2 separate regions of the Homo sapiens genome follow, and region 2 is linked to region 1. A link is an interaction called in ENCODE POLR2A ChIA-PET data of the cell type or tissue named here. Cell type or tissue: endothelial cell of umbilical vein. All regions are shown on one strand. Each heading gives the region's core, and the rest is flanking DNA. Links, peaks and the distances in the headings are about the cores only. Region 1 has its middle 1.6 kb from the start of LINC02363. Region 2 overlaps PRIMPOL (primase and DNA directed polymerase).

The links. Peaks named below come from ENCODE experiments on the same cell type or tissue, not always from the same donor. Only the 100,000 strongest peaks of a DNase experiment are listed, where the experiment ranks them.
Region 2: POLR2A ChIA-PET joins it to region 1 with 7 read pairs; 5 of 35 experiments call an interaction of 5 or more read pairs at or near these places.

Annotation. Positions count from the first base shown.
Region 1 is chr4:184,354,098-184,357,013 of GRCh38, forward strand. No RefSeq gene overlaps it. Among named protein-coding and RNA genes, the nearest start is that of LINC02363, 1.6 kb to the left of the region's middle. In endothelial cell of umbilical vein, for the core only: no CTCF peak of the experiment used is centred there; a DNase peak (open chromatin) is centred at 1,304; H3K27ac peaks cover 1,494 bases.
Region 2 is chr4:184,653,613-184,656,528 of GRCh38, forward strand. The region is part of intron 2 of PRIMPOL (primase and DNA directed polymerase); the gene reads left to right. Among named protein-coding and RNA genes, the nearest start is that of PRIMPOL, 5.3 kb to the left of the region's middle. In endothelial cell of umbilical vein, for the core only: no CTCF peak of the experiment used is centred there; no DNase peak of the experiment used is centred there.

The DNA.
Region 1 (2,916 bases), core at 161-2,660:
CATGCCTGTAATCCCAGCACTTTGGGAGGCTGAGGCAGGCGGATCACGAGGTCAAGAGTGCAAGACCAGCCTGACCAATATGGTGAAACCCCGTCTCTACTAAAAATAGAAAAAAATTAGCCGGGCATGGTGGCACTTGCCTGTAATCTCAGCTACTCAAGAGGCTGAGGCAGGAAAATCGCTTGAACCCAGGAGGCAGAGGTTGCAGTGAGCGGAGATCGTGCCATTGCACTCCAGCCTGGGTGACAGAGTGAGACTCCATCTTAAATAATTAATTAATTAATTAATTAAATAAAATAAAATAAATTCCAAACCCACAGACTCTGAGAGCATAAATAAGATGATCTTTTTAAACCACTAAATTAAGGGGTGACTTCTTATGCAGCAACAGTACCGGGGGAACCAGGTATGAGCAGTGCACATATTTTCACTGAATTTATATTGTTTGGGAAGTTTTCCTGGTTAAGAGTTCCGATTATAGACATTATGTTAACAGAGAAACCAACACCTAGGACGATTAGAGGGTAATCAGTGGCTTCTCCAGGGCTTCAGCTACAGTGATGGGTGAGAGGAACATGACAAGGATCAATTCTGAGAGTGCTGGCCGGGTGCAGTGGCTCACACCTGTAAGCCCTCATTTTGTGAGGTCGAAGTGGGTAGATCGCTTGAGTCCAGGAGTTCAAGACCAGCCTGGGCAACACGGCAAAACCCCATCTCTACAAAAAATACAAAAATTAACTGAGAGTGGTTGTGCTCACCTATAGCCCCAGCTACTCAGGAGGCTGAGAAAGGAGGATCACTTGAGCCTGAGGAGGCCAAGGCTGCAGTGAGCCGTGATGGTGCCACTACACTCCAGCCGGGGTGACACAGTGAGACCCTGTATTTAAAAAAAAAAAAAAAAAAGTATTCTACTTGAAGCAAGAAAAAAATATTTTCTGGAAGGGAATCACTTTCCTAAAAAAGAAAAGTAGCAGAATTTTTGTGCCTAGGGACAACTGAGAATAGGCACCCCCTCACCCATGCTGTGTCCTCCAGGATGAGCTGCCCACAGGTGAGGTGGGGGACCACCACCCAGCTTAGGCAGGAGTGGCCCCTGCAGGGGCAACACAGCGAAGAAGGCTTATCAAGCAGGATGGGGGTTTCCAAGCAGTGCTGCAAAAAGGCCTTTCTGTTGTTTTTTATGTAAGTCTGTTTCATGCCACATTTTGGGTGAAACACACACACACACACACACACATACTGCACAGCTGACAGTGGACAGGACTTCCTGGTGACTCTGGGTAAAGTCATTGTTGCTGGAAGAGAAGGGAAATGCATGTTTCCGGTGAGTTTTGCCTTATGTGGCTAAAATGTGAGGAACTTGGCAAATTTCCCAGTGCAAGAAGTCTATGGGACAGTCTGAAAAAGGAAGGGAGGATAATCTCCACCAGTTACTGAAGTGAAAGTGAACTGTTCTTTTCTGGGGACCCTTCCTTACAGAGAAAGGGTTGAAATGAAAAACACAGCACAGCCAATTTTGTAATATTATCTGGCCAGTTTAGTAGCCTATAGGTATTGTTTAAGGCATTTAGAAATTCAAGTGGTTGTTAGGACTATTTTTTTCTTTGCTTAAGACATCTAACCAATTTTGCATAAACTAGGATGGGGAATATAAAGGCCTTGGTGTTTCTTTTCCAGTTAAATAAATCTATCAATAAATAATTATGGAGCAGGTAACTCCCAAAATGTTTACTTGGATAATGAAATTCCAAGAAAGAGCCTTTAAAATTTGTAGTAGGCTGGGCACGATGGCTCACGCCTGTAATCCTAGCACTTGGGGAAGCCGAGGTGGGTGGATCATTTGAGTCCAGGAGTTTGAGACCAGCCTGGACAACGTGGTGAAAACCTGTCTCTACAAAAAGTTTAAAAATTAGCCAGCCTGTAGTCCCAGATACTCAGGAGGCTGAGGTGGGAGGATCATTTAAGGCAGGGAGGTCAAGCCTGCAGTGAGTCGTGATTATGCCACTGTACTCCAGCCTAGGTGACAAAAGCAGACCCTGTCTCAAAAGATAATAACAATAAGTAAATAATAAAAATTTGTAGTAAATAGATGTCTCTTTTTGGGGCTTATTCTGCATTATAAATTCACTCAGCATCAAGGCCACAGGATTAACTTTTAAACGTCAAGCTTCCTTCTTGTCCTGAAATGTGTCAACAGGTACTGAGTGTTGGCTCAAAGTAACTTGGTCTTACCTGGGGTAATCCCCTACCAGATACCCTCAATTATCTGGTCACTACAGAGCCAAATCTCCAGCATGCCTGGGCTGACATTCTGGAGAAAGTGAATCACAAATCACCTTGAATTAAGGTAACGTGGCTTCTACCACACAAAAGCCCCAAACCTCAGTGATGAAACACAATAGAAATTCACTTCCCACTCATGCAGGAATTGGCGCAAGGCAAGAATGAGGGACGTGCCAGACAATCCTGTGGAGCCTATGCCGAGACAGGCTCTGCCATCCTACGGGCATGTCCCCAGCACTGCTGCCAACAGATAGGATCAGAGAGCAAAGGATGGGCCGGAGCGTTTTGTGGGCCAGGTGTGGAAGTGTCATACATCACTTCCTCCTAGCTTCCCATGGCCAGAACTGTCACCTGGCCCAAATTATTAAGTAGATGCAGGTGTCTCTTGAAAACATCTTCTCTGGCTGAGCAGCCACTTCCCAGCAACAGAGAAGGGGAGCAGAATTCCCTGATGAACATCCAACCTTTGGCCACCATGTCACTTACACTATGGATTCTACCCAGCCCCAGCCTGTGGGATAGCTCCACAGATGATCAAACCGCTCCTAGTCCCAGCAGGTCCATAAGACCATGCTTTGCTGTCTTGATCTGTATTACATTCATTTGGAGCAGTACTTTGGAGCTGGGAGATGG
Region 2 (2,916 bases), core at 310-2,809, 300 kb after region 1:
GTGCTGGGATTACAGGTGCAAGCCACTGCACCGGGCGGAGCCCAATCTTTTAAAATACAATAAAAGTTTTCCTTCGGAACTTGGAAACTTACCAAAAATAGTTACAGTCCCTGAGTGGAAAGGAGCTTTGATACACAATTATGTAAAAGAAAGACAACACTCTTTCACCACCGGGAATGAAAAGCATTTCTAATATGGTGACATATTCCCCCAGAGGGGAGGGATGAGGAATGTGATAGTCCCAAACCAGAATGCCAGATGCCTTACTGTTCTCCATTTCCTTTGCTTTTTGTAATTCAACCCTCCTGCTGGACTACACCAAGCCCCAGTTGTCTTCTGATGCTCAACCCAGCTGTTAAAATTTTCAAGCTGTGCAGATATGAAGGGGGCATGACATATACTGAACTTCTCTTTCTTCTTCTGTTGATGCTCATGGTTTCCCCAGTTCAGTGAGTCTTAAGCTGTTTTTTCATTGTGACTCCATGATGTTCCTGTATGACATACTCCCGTGGTCCTACCAAGACTTTTACAAAATCAAACAATTTTTCATGATAAAATTTCAGTGTCACGAAGTACGAATATCCACATAGTCATTTGTAGTCAGTTATTGGTAGATACTAGCTAGATTCAGATGTGATTGCATTCTGTATTTATTTTCTTCACTAATAATCAATGGACTTTGTTAAAAGTTAATAAACTTCATGATAGAAAGTCAGTTTCTCAATTAGGTTTATCTAAGTATAGCAGATTTTTAGCTGCACGTGAAGCAGATCAAAGTAACTGAATACTCAGAATCTAGCAATAAGGAGCCATATCACTTTGTATTGACAAGTTAAAGCAGTTTTTTTTTTTTTTTGAGACAGAGTCTCGCTCCGTTGCCCAGGCTAGAGTGCAGTGGCACGATCTTGGCTCACTGCAAGCTCTGCCTCCCGGGTTCACGCCATTCTCCTGCCTCAGCCTCCTGAGTAGCTGGGACTACAGGCACCCACCACCACGCCCAGCTAATTTGTTTTGTATTTTTAGTAGAGACAGGGTTTCACTGTGTTAGCCAGGATGGTCTCGATCTCCTGACCTTGTGATCCGCCTGCCTTGGCCTCCGAAAGTGCTGGGATTACAAGCGTGAGCCACCGCGCCCGGCTGAAGCAGTTTTTAAAAAAATTGCTTCATCTCCTCCATCCAGTGAATTGATATTTTCCCTAAGCATACCTGTTATGAAATTTATGTTAGTACCTTTAGAATTATATTTCTGTTTCCTAGTATATACTTTATATGTGGATTAGGTATAACTCTGAGAGAATATCTTTCTTAGGTCTGTTACGATTGATGTCAAATTTGAAATCTGCGGATAATATGCCTTTGTTTTTTTTCTAACAAGGTCATGATGTACTATCCCTTTTTTTTTTCTTTTCTTTTGAGATGGAGTAGTCCCAGCTACTCAGGAGGCTAGAGTGCAGTGTCATAATTTCAGCTCACTGCAATCTCTGCCTCCTGGGTTCAAGCAATTTTCCTGTCTCAGCCTCCCAAGTATTTGGGATTACAGGTGCCCGCCACCACGCCTGGCTAATTTTTGTATTTTTAGTAGAGACGGGGTTTCACCATATTGGTCAGGCTGGTCTCGAACTCCTGACCTCAGGTAATCCGCCCTCCTCTGCCTCCCAAAGTGCTGGGATTACAGGCATGAACCACGGCGCCTGGTCTACCCTCTCGTAATCTTTTTTTTTTTTTTTTTGAGATGGAGTCTTGCCCTGTCACCCAGGCTGGAGTGCAGTGGTGCGATCTCGGCTCACTGGCACCTCCACTCCTGGTTCAAACTATTCTCTTGCCTCAGCCTCCCGAGTAGTTGGGATTATAGGTGCCCACCACCATGCCCAGCTAATTTTTGTATTTTTAGTAGAGACGGGGTTTCACCATCTTGGTCAGGCTGGTCTCGAACTCATGACCTCATGATCCACCCGCCTCAGCGTCCCAAAGTGCTGGGAATACAGGCAGGAGCCACCGCGCCTGGCCCCCTTTCTTAATCTTTTAGGGAGATTCTGGTTTTCCTTCCAGGAAATACTCATTTGCCAATGAGTTTGTGTTGCTGCAAAGTTTTCTGCTAAAATTCAAGACAATGTTTATCAACTCAATAAGCACAAATGTGTTACCAAAGAAATAGGACTTCACTGTTAAATGATTTAGTACATATTATTTCACTTCAAAAAAGCCCCAATATATCTGTTTTCCACATAGGTAAATTATGGCAGAGATGATATTAATGAAGAGAGGAACTCTATTAATTACCTATTTCTATGTCAAAGCCAGCCCCAAACTTACTGGCTTAAAAAAGACAAAACAACCAAATTTATTTTTTTCTTATAGCTCTGTGGGTTGGCTGGGCAGTTTGATAGGTCTCTCTGGGACTCAGGCTTACTAATGCGTTGAATTCAGATGACGGCTGGATGTCCGGAATGGCCCAGCTCACATATCAGACTGCTTATGCTGGCTGTTGGCTGCAATTCCTTGGTTCTTTTCCATGTGGGCTTTCATCCTCTATGAGGCTAGAGTTATGGCATGGCAATCTCAGGGCAGGACTCTGGGATAACCAAGTCTGCTGCAAAGGCACTCGTTAAACCTCTGCTTGCTTCACTTTTGTCAATGTGATGTTGGCCCAAAACAAGTCATATGGCCAAGCTGAGAGTCAGTACGAGAGTGAGTTTAGGTGCCATCTCTTGATGGGAAAAATGGCAAGGGGTTTGTGGCTGATTTGGCTGTTTTTAATCTAGAGTGAAAGTTTTCCCACTCTTCTAAAAACCTATTCTTTTTCTTTTGTAAATGAATTATAATCCCAAATTGGAAAATTATTGCCTGGCCCCCTTACTCTGGCGTGGTTGACATGGAAGTATTATATAGAAAGAAAAATCATCCATTACTACAGAC